Linked DNA regions of Homo sapiens: regions 2 and 3 are each linked to region 1. A link is an interaction called in ENCODE POLR2A ChIA-PET data of the cell type or tissue named here. Cell type or tissue: Panc1. All regions are shown on one strand. Region 1 holds the start of USP18 (ubiquitin specific peptidase 18). Region 2 holds the start of LOC105372853 (a long non-coding RNA gene). Region 3 overlaps MICAL3 (microtubule associated monooxygenase, calponin and LIM domain containing 3).

Region 1 (5,000 bases):
GAAATGTTATCCTTAAGCTTCGGGGAGAGGTGAGCAACGGAAGGAACTGGCCCAGGCCCACCACTAAAGAAGCCCCAGGACCAATCGGGGTCCTCAGAGAAGCCCCAGAAGAGCCAGGAACAAGCTGCAGAAAACCTGGGGAGGGTGGGGCCTCCACCCAATACTCCACTCACAACTGGACTCTCTGCCAGGAAAGCCAACTCCAACATTTAGATGCCCTAAAAGGAACAAAATTAACCTGCCAGGAACATGATTCAAGCAGCCTCGGTGTCTTCCGACCCACCCCATCATGGCAACCACAATTGTAGACCGCAGTCTCGATGACGTGTTCACATTATTTTGCATTTCTTTTTTCTTTTTTTATTTTTATTTTTATTTTTGAGACGGAGTCTCCCTCTGTCGCCCAGGCTGGAGTGCAGTGGCCGGATCTTGGCTCACTGCAAGCTCCGCCTCCCAGGTTCACGCCATTCTCCTGCCTCAGCCTCCCGAGTAGTTGGGACTACAGGCGCCTGCCGCCACGCCCAGCTAATATTTTTTATTTTTAGTAGATGGGTTTGCACCGTGTTAGCTAGGATGGTCTTGATCTCCTGACCTCGTGATCCACCTGCCTCGGCCTCCCAAATTGCTGGGATTACAGGCGTGAGCCACCGCGCCCGGCCTATTTTGCATTTCTTGAGTAATCGTAATATGCGGGTTAGAACACACGGATTACAACACTTTGGATGAAAAACCACATAATAGGGAAATTTTGGGACTACTCTCTCTCAAAAAAAAAAACAGCTCGTGGAAAAACTAGGACTTACCTTCTTTGAAACTATGTTTATGTTAAGCATTTTCCCCTTTGTAAGCTCATCATTGTGTAAAAGTGTCAGAACTGTGCAACACATTTTTTAACAGTCCAAAAGCAAGTTCTTTGATAAATCAATATGAAGCCGTGCACCTGTGTTACTCTCCCTCCCGTTTTGTTCCTGCGAACACATCGGTAACCTGCATTCACTCTCCATCCAACTCTGTTCAATACCAGAAAGAAACTTCAGATGAAATGCTTTTCAGTATTTGCCTTGTTTTCTGGAACAACTTTAAAGTACAAATTATACCTAAATAAGTACAAATTAAAGCCTCTGCTTTAATTTTCAAACACTTTGAACCCAGATTTTCAGGGGTCTCAAAATGGAGTTTTGTGTTTAAAAGTCTAAATTTAGCTTTCTTCCAAGGAAAAGGGTGTGAAGAAGAGAGGTTAAGACTAAAATACTCTGATTTGCAGAGTTTGACAACATCCTTCCAATTTCTCAATATGAATGCCCACTGACCCAGCCATTCCACTTCTAGGAATTTTCCACCGATATATTTGTATGAATGTATACATAAAATTATATTCATTGCCGTATCTGTGCCAGTAAAAACTGGAAACAACCTAAATCTCCATGCATTGTTTAAACAATGTACTTCCCATACCATGTATCAGGTTTTTTTGTTTGTTTGTTTGAGACAGTTTCGCTCTGTCGCCCAGGCTGGAGTGCAACGGTGCGATCTCGGCTCACCGCAACCTCCGCTCCCGGGTTCAAGCGATTCTCCTGCCTCAGCCTCCCGAGTAGCTGGGATTACAGGCATGCGCCACCACGCCAGGCTAATTTTGTATTTTTAGTAGAGACGGGGTTTCTCCATGTCTGTAACTCCTGACCTCAGGTGATCCTCCCTCCTCGATCTCCCAAAGTGCTGGGATTACAGGCGTGAGCCACCGTACCCGGCCGAATCAGTTTTTTGTTTTATTTTTAATGCCATTAACACATCTATATGTCCTGCCATGAAAAGATGTCCATAATATACTCAGTGGACAAAGCAAGTTCGAAATGATTTTAAAGACTTGTACATAGAAACATTTCTGATAAGGTACAAACAAAAATGATACTGAGTGGAAGACTGCGAGACACATTTGTCTGCATTGTTTGAATTTTTTTACAAGCTTACAACACTTCTGCAATTTCTTTTTTTGTTTTAATTAAACACAAAGTCATGTCAAAAGTCCAAATAACTATATTAGCTTAGAAAAAAATTCACTGGCCCAAAATATATGCACGTAGTAAATACAGATCACTATCATAATTTGCAGAGCACAATTATTACTTAATTCCTTAATTATCTGACTGGCATAGGAGCAGAGTTGGATGTCTGTGCTAGAAAGAAAACTTCCAAAATGAGCCCCGAACTTGCCTCAAGCGCCATGCAAGCGTCCAGCCTCCGCTGCTGAGTTCCACGTCGGGACTGAGCCGGGGACCGAGCTGGGACCGAAGTTCCGCTCCGGGCCCGCCTTGGTCTGGCCCCGCGCTCGTGGCACCCCGCCCAGCTTTCGTTTTCCACTGAATGGAAAGCGAAACTTACAGCGGCCTCCGCGCCGGGAGCTGGGCGCCAGCGTGCGGGGAAACCCTGCCGGCCCGAGCTTCCCGCGGCTGCCGTTGCAGCCGCGCACCTGCTCCAGACTTCCAGCCCTCGCTTTTTTTTTTTTTTTTTTTTTTTGAGACGGAGTCTCATTCTGTCGTCCAGGCTGGAGTGCGGTTGCGCTGTCTCGGTTCACTGCAAACTCCGCCTCCTGGGTTCAAGCGATTCTCCTGCCTCAGGCTCCGGAGTAGCTGGGATTACAGGCATGCGCCACCACTCCTGGCTAATTTTTGTATTTTAGTAGCGATGGGGTTCCGCCATGCTGGCCAGGCTGGTCTCAGGTGATCCGCCCGCCTCCTAAAGTGCTGGGATTACAGGTGTGGGCCACCGCGCCCGACCTACAGGCGCCTTTTTATTTGCGATTTTAAGGTCCTTGCAATTAGCCTACGTGTTAGAGTCATTTGGCGTTTGGTAGTATCCATGGCAGCATTTTTTCTTTCTTAATGCTATTGTATTTCTTGGATCGGGTGTCTTCACATCACCGGCCTGTGGCTTGGATGCGGCACATGGTGTAATTAGGAGCTCCCCTGTGGGCATGCAGATACAGATATTTCTCCACTTAAGAAGGGGTCAGGGGGCGCGGTGGCTCACACCTGTAATCCCAGCACTTTGGGATGCTGAGGCAGGCGGATCACCTGAGGTCAGGAGTTCGAGACCAGCCTGACCAACATAGTGAAACCCCATCTCTACTAAAAGTACAAAAATTAGCTCGGCGTGGTGGCGCTTAATCCCAGCTACTTAAGAGGCTGAGGCAGGAGAATAACTTGAACCCAAGAAGCGGAGGTTGCAGTGAGCAGAGATCGACAAGAGCAAGACTCCGTCTAAAAAAAAAAAAAAAAAATGGGGTCAAGTCCCAGTGAACCCATCATGAAGTCGAAACATCGTAAGTGAAACCACGGTAAGTGATGGACCATCTGTGTATATATAAGGTTAAGAGATCTGTAACATGCACACCGGAAAGGCTTATTACCTCTTTAGAGATGTATTTCTTGTATGTAGACTCATGGGGGTAGGGGCAGAAGGGTTATCTGCTAGGGGCCTCAAACTCCAGCCGCTGGAATTTGCGCAGGAAAGCAGGGTACAATTCCCCCAAAGCGATCATTCTTTCTGAAAGCCGTCCCCGCAGCAACAGACAAATAGCCTCCAAAAACCCAAAGCTGCCAGAACCTCACTGAAGCGTTGGTAGGGTCTGCAGTAAGGTACAAAATACCATGGCATGAAGATGTATAAACGTGTCCATAATAGGGTGGATGTGTGTTAGAAGCATGAGCACAGATATACACATACAGGCTATCCACACGTCCATCGTCAGCCCAGACTCCGCTTACATTGCTGCTGGAACGGAGGCAGTGTCGCCCACAGTGCAGCATGTTCTCCCTGGAAGGCTGGTGGACTTTGCGCAGTATGGTGTTTACACAGGTACACGGTGGTGGGCGCAGGGTCCGTCCTCATTATATTTGCTGACCAATCAGTTATATAACCAGCTTCATACATCTGGTAAGTCTTGTCCACAAACAGGAACCTCAAAAACTCAAGTGAGGGCAATGAGGAGAGGAGGTTGCAAAATTTGATAAAATATGCTAAATACAGCAAGTCAGTAGAAGGCTAAGGAGCAAGCTGCAGTTGCTTGCAGCAACTATCAGCAGAAAACTATTAATAGTCAATCCAATGATTCTATCTGAATCTTGGTAGGTCGGTGGAGCAAAGTAATTGGTGTTGCTGCCCCAGTGCAGAATGGACAAGGGTGAACCTTGGGTTGGAGGCTGGACTATATAATGTAAGGATCCATTACACTTCTATGGGGCTCTTCCTTCCGTCCTTCATGGTACCCTCCTGAACAATTCCGTGCTAAGGCCATCAGGTGTGTCAAGCAAAGTGGGCGTTTGTGTAGTATGTTCCACAGTGGCCCAAGCAGGGTGCTGGACTGGAGCAGGTTGAGGAGGGTGGCAGCACAGTGGGGCTGCCCAGCACAATGTCAGACACAAATGGGTGCTGGTGCAGCCCGGCCCAGGGTCACAGCCCAAGCAATTTGAAGATGTGGCACATCCCGGTATTGGAGTGGCCCAGTGTGTGGTGTCCAGGGAGGGCAGGGTGCTGGTGGAGATGACAGATTAGTTACATACAGGGGGATGACCAGGTAACTGAATGTATTAAGGATAATTGGAGCCAGAGTTGAAACTCTCAGAGATAGGAGTTACAAATAAGGAAAGGGAGAATGAGCCCACTAGTGTTGAACTGGAATTGGACTTAGCAGTGTGGATCCATGATTTTCAGTATGTATACACAGATAGATAAAGAAGTACAAGGCGGGTGGATCACGAGGTCAGGAGATTGAGACCACCGTGGCTAACACGGTGAAACCCCGTCTTTACTAAAAATACAAAAAATTAGCTGGGTGTGGTGGCACACGCCTGTAGTCCCAGCTACTCGGAAGGCTGAGGCAGGATAATCATTTGAACCCGGGAGGCAGAGGTTGCAGTGAGCCAAGATTGCATCATTGCACTCCAGCCTGGCGACACAGCGAGATCCCCTATCCAAAAAAAAAAAAAAAAAAAAAAAAAAAA
Region 2 (5,000 bases), 95 kb after region 1:
CAGCAGGTTCCTACCCGAGCTGTGCATCTTAGTTTCACTGTGAGTCACCGTGGGACCGCAGGCAAGGTCAGATGCCCCCAAAGGTAGTCAGGTGTCAGTCCACAGGTCTGTGGGGGTGGTCTGTACTAGTTTCCCTGTGATGGGAGGGCTGGAGGGAGGCCTGGCATCAGGAAGCACATGACTGGCACAAAGGGGAAAGGAATACCAAGTTCCATTTTCCTCTGCAAGGCCACAAGACACTGCTAAGAAAAATTATCACAGAGTGCTTAGCTGGAGCCGGTGTTGTCTATTTTCTTATAATATTAATTACTGCCTTGGTAACTATAAGTTACAAACTGCTTGATTTTAAAAGAGCTCACAGATGAAAGCTAAAAGAAGAAAAACAGAGGAATTTGAAATCCCACACAGCTAAGAGCAACAGATAAAAGCTGCCCCCCTGCAAATGCAAATCTAGATGAAGAGAAAGTAAACAAGATAATGCCAGCTAGGGTTGTTCAAGGAAACAAGAGAGTGTTCTATAAATATAACCAGAAAAAAAAATATTTGTCTCAGCAGATGAGATCACCACACATGGCTCATGATAGAGATCTTTTGTTGCTCCCTTAATTGAAGCTTGGAAGAGAGCAGAAATGACAGCAGAAATCAGACTACTGCCCACAAGGTTCCAATGGGCTGGTCCATGTTTAACTAAGTGCAGCTGAAGTCATGAAGACTTGATACCATCCATCTGAACTGTGGCCTGTGTCTCACTGACATATGGGCCCCGCCCTTCCCATCCACCCCCTTCCTCAGCACCAGACTGGCTATGGCTCACCCACACTGAGCAAATCAGGGGCAAAGCCAGGAAGGGACACACAGCCACGGGCTGAACGCAAGCCTAGGGGCAGGGAAAGGCCGAACAAAGCCCCAGCCTCCACTTTTCAAGGACTTCCTTTTCTGAAGGCTACTCACCGTGTGGGACAGGAGCTGGAGCAGAGCTGGAGACCTCCACCCATAGCCAGTGCCTGCTGCATGCCACATGAGCTCTAGGCATTGGGAATACGGCAGTAAACAAGACAAGTCCCCAGCTCTGGGAGCTAGAGATGAAAGGCTTCGGGGGTGGTTGGAGATAGACAACAGAAATGACGACTAGCCAAGATAATTTATGTACTGATAAGTGTACACTGAACACAAAATGCAGATAGAGGCCGGGCATAGTGGCTCATGCCTGTAATCCCAGACCTTTGAGAGGCCGAGGAGGGAGGATCCATTGAGGCCTGGAGTTTGAGGCTATCATGGAAGGAGGCGGAGCTTGCAGTGAGCTATGATCACACCACTGCACTCTAGCCTGGGTGATAGAGTGAGACCCTGTCTCAAAAACAAAACAAAATGAAACTGCAGCTAGAGAGTGATGTGGGGCTCCTTTAGCCCACAAGGTTAGGGCAGGCCTGTCTGAGCAGGTGTCAAAGTTGCAGCCTGAAAGGTGAGGGGGCTGCTAGGTAGCATGGACCATTGAGTGGAAGGGCTCAGAGTCAGAAAAGAGCTTGGTGTGTTCAGGGGACAAAAAGAAGGCCCATAGGACAGTGCCACGGCGACCAACGGAGAGGAGGGAAAAGAGCGGCAAACGCCGGCAGGGTCAGCTCTGTCACTGCAGGCCACCAGAAAGGGTTTGGATTCTGTTGGGTTTTTTAAGGGGAAGAGTCCTGTGATGTGGCATCTACTTTAGAAAGGCCATTCTTGGGCTGCTTTGTACAGGATGGGCTAGAGGGGGCCAAGAACGGCGATAGGAAGAATAGGTAGGGGTTTTGGTACATGGAAGAGAGGAGGGTGGCCTAGATCTGGGGGGAGGAAGTGGAGGTAGTTAGCAGTGGGAAATGCATTTTGAATGTAAAAAAAATGGAGCAGACTGGCCGGGCGCGGTGGCTCACGCCTGTAATCCCAACACTTTGGGAGGCCGAGGTGGGCAGATCACAAGGGCAGGAGATTGAGACCATCCTGGCTAATATGGTGAAACCCTGTCTCTACTAAAAATACAAAAAATTAGCTGGGCATGGTGGCGGGCGCCTGTAGTCCCAGCTACTCGGGAGGCTGAGGTGGGAGAATGGCGTGAACCCGGAAGGCGGAGCTTGCAGCGAGCCGTGATTGTGCCACTGCACTCCAGCCTGGGTGACAGAGCAAGACTCTGTCTTGAAAAAAAAAAAAAAAGAAGAGGACTTACTAATGGATTCATTGTGAGATGTTAGAGAAAAGCAAAGCAAAGAGTTCAGGGTGAGGTTTTCGTCCTGAGCAACAGGGTAGAGTGGTTTCACTTAGTATGACGGAGGAGACTAGGGAATAAATGGGTTTGGAGTGGTAGGGAAGCAAGTCTTCTGTTTTATTTATTTATGTATTTATTTATTTATTTTGAGACCGAGTCTCACTCTGTCACCCAGGGTGCAGTACAGTGGCATGATCTCGGCTCACTGCAACTTCCACCTCCTGGGTTCAAGCGACTCTCCTGCCCCAGCCTCCCGAGTAGCTGGAACTACAGGCAAGTCTTCTGTTTTAGACATGTCAAGTTTGAGACCTGTTGGGCACCAAGAGAGCACGTAGCCTAGGAGTGCATATGAGTCTGAAGCTCAGCTGGAAGATCAGCAGAAGGTCAAAGGTGAGAGTCATTAGCATGTGTGTGGTTCTTAAAGCCCTGGGGTGGAGGAGCCTAGGACCACAATGTGGAGACAGAAGTGGTGGAAAGACCCAGGACAATTAGAGAACAGGAGGAGGAGGCAGTACAGGAGGCGGAGGCTGTAGCCATTGAGAGAGGAGCTTATGGGTCGGCTGTGGGCCTGGAAGGCCTGGAGAAGAAGCGCTTTGAGAGAGGGTGCTGCTCTGTGTCAAGACATGCAAGAGGCCAGGGGAGGCGACATGGGGTGATTCCCTACTGCCCTGGGGAAGATGGAGGTCAGGGGCAGCCTCCTGAGGAGCCACAAGAGGGGATGGTGGAGACATGAGCCAGGCAGAGTGAGATGAGGAGGGAGTGTGGGGAGGCAGTGCACACAAACTGTGGGATGCTCTGCAGCACCAGGGAGAAGGAAAAGCGGTGAGAGCAGAAGAGGAACGTGCCTCAAGCTCTTTGAACGGGTTGTTGGGCTGCCCCTACCCCACCCAAGTCTACCTTATCAGCCACATTGAGAGGTGACAGCGTGCTGGCAGTCTTCACAGCCCTCGCTCGCTCTCCGTGCCTCCTCTGCCTGGGCTCCCATTTTGGCAGCACTTGAGGAGCCCTTCAGCCCACCACTGCACTGTGGGAGCCCCTTTCTGGGCTGGCCAAGGCCGGAGCCGGCTCCCTTAGCTTGCAAGGAGGTGTGGAGGGAGAGGCGCGAGCGGGAACCGGGGCTGCGCGCGCCGCTTGCGGGCCAGCTGGAGTTCCGGGTGGGCGTGGGCTTGGCGGGCCCCGCACTCGGAGCAGCCGGCCGGCCCTGCCGGCCCCGGGCAATGAAGGGCTTAGCCCCCGGGCCAGCGGCTGCGGAGGGTGTACTGGGTCCCTCAGCAGTGCCGGCCCACCAGCGCTGCGCTCGATTTCTCGCCGGGCCTTAGCTGCCTTCCCGCGGGGCAGGGCTCGGGACCTGCAGCCCGCCATGCCTGAGCCTCCCACCCCCTCCGTGGGCTCCTGTGCGGCCCAAGCCTCCCCGACGAGCGCCGCCCCCTGCTCGATGGCGCCCAGTCCCATCGACCACCCAAGGGCTGAGGAGTGCGGGACTGGCAGGCAGCTCCACCTGCAGCCCCTGTGCGGGATCCACTGGGTGAAGCCAAGCTGAGCTCCTGAGTCTGGTGGGGACGTGGAGAACCTTTATGTCTAGCTCAGGGATTGTAAATACACCAATTGGCACTCTGTATCTAGCTCAAGGTTTGTAAACACACCAATCAGCACCCTGTTTCTAGCTCAGGGTTTGTGAATGCACTAATTGACACTCTGTATCTAGCTACTCTGGTGGGGCCTTGGAGAACCTTTATGTCTAGCTCGGGGATTGTAAATACACCAATCAGCACTCTGTATCTAGCTCAAGGTTTGTAAACACACCAATCAGCACCCTGTGTCTAGCTCAGGGTTTGTGAATGCACCAATCGACACTGTATCTAGCTACTCTGGTGGGGCCTTGGAGAACCTTTGTGTCCACACTCCCTATCTACCTAATCTGGTGGGGACGTGGAGAACCTTTGTGTCTAGCTCAGGGATTGTAAACGCACCAATCAGCGCCCTGTCAAAACAGACCACTCAGCTCTACCAATCAGCAGGATGTGGGTGGGGCCAGATAAGAGAATAAAAGCAGGCTGCCCGAGCCGGCAGAGGCAACTCGCTCTGGCCTCCTTCCTTAGTGTGATAGCTTTGTTCTTTTGCTCTTTGCAATAAATCATGCTGCTGCGCACTCTTTGGGTCCATACTGCCTTTATGAGCTGTAACACTCACCACGAAGATCTGCAGCATCACTCCTGAAGCCAGCGAGACAACGAACCCACGGGGAGAAAGAAACTGAACACGTCCGAACATCAGAAGGAACAAACTCCAGACGCGCCACTTTAAGAGCTGTAACACTCACCGCGAGGGTCCGTGGCTTCACTCTTGAAGTCAGTGAAACCAAGAACCCACCAATTCCGGACACAACATGACCTGGGGCAACTCACTGAAACCCCGGTGCCTCTGCTGCTGCTGCCTTTTTTGTGTGTGTGTTTTTTGGTTTTTTTTGGAGATGGAGTCTCGCTCTGTTGCTCAGGCTGGAGTGCAGTGGCACGATCTCGGCTCACTGCAAGCTCTGCTTCCCGGGTTCACGTCATTCTTCTGCCTCAGCCTCCTGAATGGCTGGGACTACAGGCGCCCACCACCACACCCAGCTAACTTTTTGTATTTTTAGTAGAGATGGGGTTTCACCGTGTTAACCAGGATGGTCTCGATCTCTTGACCTCGGGATCCGCCCGCCTCTGCCTTCTAAAGTGCTGGGGATTACAGGAGTGAACCACCGCGCCCGGCCCTTTTTTTCTTTTTT
Region 3 (5,000 bases), 150 kb after region 1:
TGGCTTATTTATGTTCCATAATATTATGGGGCCTGGCATTTTAATAATAATTATGCTCTGGGCCCGGCGCGGTGGCTCACACCTGTAATCCCAGCACTTTGGGAGGCCAGGCGGGCGGATCACGAGGTCAGGAGTTCAAGACCAGCCTGGCCAACGTGGTGAAACCCTGTTTGTACTAAAAATACCAGCTGGGCGTGGTGGTGCGCGCCTGTAATCCCAGCTACTGGGGAGGCTGAGGCAGGAGAATTGCTTAACCGGGAATTGGGAGGTGGAGGTTGCAGTGAGCCAAGATCACGCCACTGCTCTCCAGCCTGGGATACAGAGCGAGACTTCATCTCAAAAAAAAAATAATAATAATAATAATTATTATTATTATTATGCTCTGGATTTACTACTTAGTTGCTTTTTACTTGAGGAAGTGAAAGCTTTTTCATGACCTGTTATCTCATTGATTCTTAATTGTCTCTGAAGTCGTTAAAGTTTAATAGAGTCTATTATTCCCATTTTATAGGCAAAGAAATGGAGGTAACATGATTTGCTTTAAGTTGCAAATGAGTTGGTCCCTGAACTGGGATTTGAATTGGGTTCTTCTTCTTCTTCTTTTTTTGAGACGGAGTCTCTTGCTCTGTCGCGCCCAGTCTGGAGTGCAATGGCGCAGTCTTGGCTCATGCACTCTGCCTCCTGGGTTCGAGCGATTCTTCTGCCTCAGCCTCTCAAGTAGCTGGGACTACAGGCACCTGCCACCACGCCCTGCTAATTTTTTGTATTTTTTAGTAGAGACAGGGTTTCACCGTGTTGGTCAGGCTGGTCTCGAACTCCTGACCTCAGGTGATTCACCCTCCTTGGCCTTCCAAAGTGCTGAGATTACAGGCGTAAGCCACCACACCCGGCCCAGGTTTTCCTTCTTAAGTTTCACTTCACTGAGACCTTTAGGGGGAAAAAATCCACACATCTTTTTCTTTTTTCTTTTCTTTTTTTTTTTTGGAAGCGGAAGGACTTAAAGATACCAGATCATTGTGCTTTTCTGATGACTAGGTAGTGGATGATAGTTAACATTTATTGAGTGTTTATCTGCAGGAATCTGTGCTAGGTGCTGCATAGACATTACCTCATTTATTCCTCACAACAACATTCAAGGTAGAACTTATCATCCCCAGTTTTACGGATGACAAGGTTTTGTGAGGTCCTAGGTCAAGGGAGTGATAGTGAGTGACAAAGCCTTGACTGAAAGCAGGGCTGGGTTCAATCCTGGGCTTTCTGATTCCAGAGTGTGTGCTCCTCCTAACCCGTGTGCTAACGGGCCTTAGGGATGACTAATGGGCAGGCCTGAGAGCCCTGACGCCTGCTGCTGCCACCACCCCAGGTCTGATGGGAGGTGGGGTTGGACGGGCTTTATGTTCTATTGCAGTACAATTTTCACATTCTGGTCTTTTCCTTTGCTAGAAGCATTCATCTAGCCAGGTGGGGGGTCATTACTTTAGAAAAAATAATCAGAGCTGAGAAAACGTCTGCATTTGCAGAGAATGAAGTATTTAATAAGACCAGATGGGCCGGGCGCAGTGGCTCATGCCTGTAATACCAACACTTTGGGAGGTTGAGGTGGGCAGATTGCTTGAGCCCAGTAGTTTGAGAGCAGACTGGGCAACATAGCTAAACCCCATCTCTACAAAAAGTACAAAAATTAGCTGGGCGTGGTGGTGTGTACCTGTGGTCCCAGCTACTCTGGAGGCTGAGGTGGGAGGATTGCCTGCGCTCAGGAGGCCGAGGTTGCAGTGAGCTGAGATCACACCACTGCACTCCAGCACTCCAGCCTGGGTGACAGAGCAAGACTCTGTCTCAAAAAAAAAAAAAAAAAAAAAAAGACTAGATGGGGAGATGAGGGACAGAGAGAATCAAAGAGAATCAAAGTGGTTTGTGGACAGAGGAAATGAGTGATACTCTGACCCAGAGGCCATCTTTAGTGTCCAGGCCATTTTGCTTGAGCTGCTGGTGAAACTGTGAAACTGGAGGCATGGCACTTGGGCTAAAGTCTGTGCGGTGAATAAGGCCCTCAGTTTCTGCTTTAGGTGGCAGAGCTGAAAATCTGATTCCTTTTTGGTCTTTAGCTTCCGGTGTACTTCAATGCAGTACATTGTGGGCGTGGTGGGGATGTGGTTCAGAAATTTACCTAAACTCTGTGGACTTCCCCCTCTCTCCAGCCACGCACTCTGTCATCTTTGGTTCCAGTCTTTAGAATTCAGCTCGGATCCCCTGGGTGATGGGTGGTGTCAGACACTCAGGTGCTTGGATTGCCCCGGTGGAGAGAACAGCATCCTGCCCCCATGGGCTTCAGTTGTACGTGACTTGCTGTTTTCTTGGAGGTGGGCTTTAGTCATCTCTAGCTATAAAGACACAAAAAAACTGGGAAGAATGACCAGGAAACTGTCACCCCAAGCCTTGCAGTTGATTGCATTTTTTTTTTTTTTTCTGAGATGGAGTCTTGCTCTGTGGGCCAGGCTGGAGTGCAGTGGCACGACCTCGGCTCACTGCAAGCTCCGCCTCCCGGGTTCACACCATTCTCCTGCCTCAGCCTCCCGAGTAGCTGGGACTACAGGCACCTGCCACCATGCCCGGCTAATTTTCTGTATTTTTTTTTTAGTAGAGACAAGGTTTCACCGTGTTAGCCAGGATGGTCTCGATCTCCTGACCTTGTGATCCACTGGCCTCGGCCTCCCAAAGTGTTGGGATTACAGGTGTGAGCCACTGTGCCCAGCCTTTTTTTTTTTTTTTTTTTTTTTAAATTGAGACAGCATCTCACTCTGCCACCTAGGCTGGAGTGCAGTGGTGCGATCATGGTTCACTGCAACCTTGACTGCCTGAGTAGTTGAGACTACAGGCGTGCACCACCAAGCCTGGCTAATTTTTAAAATTTTTTGTAGAGATGGGGTTTTGCCACATTGTCCAGGCTGGTCTAGAGCTCCTGGGCTCGAACAATTTGCCTGCCTCAGCCTCTCAAAGTGCTGGGATTACAGGTGTGAGCCACCATGCCTGGCCCCATTGACTTTTTCTCATTGGTGAGTTCAACAGAGGAGAGATGATTGCCGCAGTTTTAAAAAAGAAAAGAGGCCAGGTGTGGTGGGTCATGCCTGTAATCCCAGCCCTTTGAGAGGCCGAGGTGGGCAGATCACCTGAGGTGAGGAGTTCCAGACCAGCCTGGCCAACATGGTGAAACTCTGTCTCTACAAAAAAAATACAAAAAATAGCCAGGTGTGGGTGTTGCACACTTGTATTCCCAGCTACTCAGGAGGATGAGGTAGGTGGATCATTTGAGCCTGGGAGGCCAAGGCTGCAGTGAGCGGAGATCGCACCACTGCATTCCAGCCTTGGTGATAGAGCAAGACCCTACTGTCCCAAAAAAAAAAAAAAAAAAAAAAAAAAAAATTAAAGAAAAGGCTGGGTGCAATGTCTCACGTCTGTAATCCCAGCACTTTGAGAGGCTGGGCCAAGGTAGGAGTATTGCTTGAGGCCAGGAGTTTGAGACCAGCCTGCGCAACATAGTGAGACCCTGTCTCTACAAAAATTTTAAAAATTAGCCGGGCATGGTGGTGTACACCTATAGTCGCAGCTGCTCAGAAGGCTGAGGTGGGAGGATCACTTGAGGCCAGGAGTTTGAGGCTGCAGTGAGCTATAATCACACCACTGCATTCCAGTCTGGGTGACAGAGTGAGACCCTGTCTCTTAAAAGAAAAAGGGAGGACAGAAATCAGATTAAAGAAGAGAGAAGAAGTGAGACTGTTGGCTTATACCTTGATGAAAGGTGGAAGCGGAAGGGCAAGAGCTTCTGCTAAGTAGTGAGGACCTTGGCAAGGACAACAGTATCTTTTTCGTGTTCTGTTAGGCCGTGTCTCTCTAGCGCCCAGCTCAGAGTGCATGTGTGTTATGTGTGAGGGAATCTAGTGAGGAGTCTTCCTGCATTAGGCACGTCTGCAGGTGTCTGTTGAATTGTATATCTGTTGAAGGATTCAGTCTGGTTAACTCTGGCAGGAGATTCGGTCTGGTTAACTCTGGCAGGAGAGGGATGGACAGCACAGCCTTGTGGTTAACTAGTGGCTTTTATTGACTTTTCCTGTGTAAAGGCGAAATAAACCTTAGTGGGTCCCAGGCTTCTCTTCTCTCCTGCCCATGCTTCTTTTTTTTTCTTTTTTTTTTTTGAGACAGAGTCTTACTCTGTGGCCCCGGCTGGAGTGGCCCCAGCTGGAGTGGCATGATCTCGGCTCACTGCAGCCTTGACCTCCTGGGCCAGGCCATCCCCCAACCTCAGCCTCCTGAGTAGCTGGGACTACAGGCCCACACCACCACACCCGACTAATTTTTAAATTTTGTGGAGAGACAAGCTCTCTCTGTGTTGCCCAGTCTGGTCTTGAACTGCTGGGCTCAGGTGATCCCTGCAAAGTGCTGGGATTACAGGCACCCCACTGCACCCAGCCCTCTGTCTCTTTTCTGTTGCCAGTTGAAGTCTGGAGGTAGCATGGGTCCCGGGAGGCCAGTGCCAGTGTTGGAAGCCAAGAGAGGAGGAGCAGCTTGGTCAGGGGGAAGATGCAGAGTGCTCACTCCTGGCACCTGGAGCCCCCAGGGGAATGGCAGCTACCCTTTAGCGTGGACTGTCCCCAGCCCACAGAAAGTCAGCTTACAGAGGTTCTAGCCATATTCCTCCCTCCTCCACCAACAAAGCTCCTTGTTGTGGCTGAGAATTGTCAGGCTGTGATGGGACAGGGACAGGGGTGGGAGAGCAGCACCTGGCGCTGATGAGCACAGCAGCGATGGCAGCATCAGAGATGCTTAGAGACTGTTGGCCATGCCACACTGTCCTGAGTGCCCACGTGTCTTAACGCGCTCAGTCCTCACCACAGCGGACAGACGGGGTGCTGTTATGATCCCTGCTTTTCACACTAGGAAGTGGGGCACAGAGGGCTAAAACAAGTGGTGGCGTCAGGATTTAGATGAAGGCATTGGGTTTTGGA

Evidence for each region. ChIA-PET counts read pairs that join two places held together with the same protein. Peaks named below come from ENCODE experiments on the same cell type or tissue, not always from the same donor. Only the 100,000 strongest peaks of a DNase experiment are listed, where the experiment ranks them.
Region 2: POLR2A ChIA-PET joins it to region 1 with 12 read pairs; 3 of 35 experiments call an interaction of 5 or more read pairs at or near these places.
Region 3: POLR2A ChIA-PET joins it to region 1 with 10 read pairs; 6 of 35 experiments call an interaction of 5 or more read pairs at or near these places.

The regions. Positions count from the first base shown.
Region 1 is chr22:18,147,434-18,152,433 of GRCh38, reverse strand. It overlaps USP18 (ubiquitin specific peptidase 18), which reads right to left and starts at 2,264. Exons shown (of 11, transcript NM_017414.4): 1 at 2,212-2,264. LOC124905076 (a long non-coding RNA gene) reads left to right here and starts at 3,220. Exons shown (of 2, transcript XR_007067999.1): 1 at 3,220-3,334. RefSeq lists an enhancer at 2,204-2,523. In Panc1, no CTCF peak of the experiment used is centred here; a DNase peak (open chromatin) is centred at 2,533; H3K4me3 peaks cover 2,318 bases; H3K27ac peaks cover 2,547 bases.
Region 2 is chr22:18,052,069-18,057,068 of GRCh38, reverse strand. It overlaps LOC105372853 (a long non-coding RNA gene), which reads right to left and starts at 1,110. Exons shown (of 6, transcript XR_001755424.2): 1 at 952-1,110. In Panc1, no CTCF peak of the experiment used is centred here; no DNase peak of the experiment used is centred here.
Region 3 is chr22:17,993,912-17,998,911 of GRCh38, reverse strand. All of the region lies in intron 1 of MICAL3 (microtubule associated monooxygenase, calponin and LIM domain containing 3), which reads left to right. Among named protein-coding and RNA genes, the nearest start is that of MIR648, 15 kb to the right of the region's middle. RefSeq lists enhancers at 2,272-2,471, 4,063-4,563, 4,564-5,000. In Panc1, no CTCF peak of the experiment used is centred here; no DNase peak of the experiment used is centred here.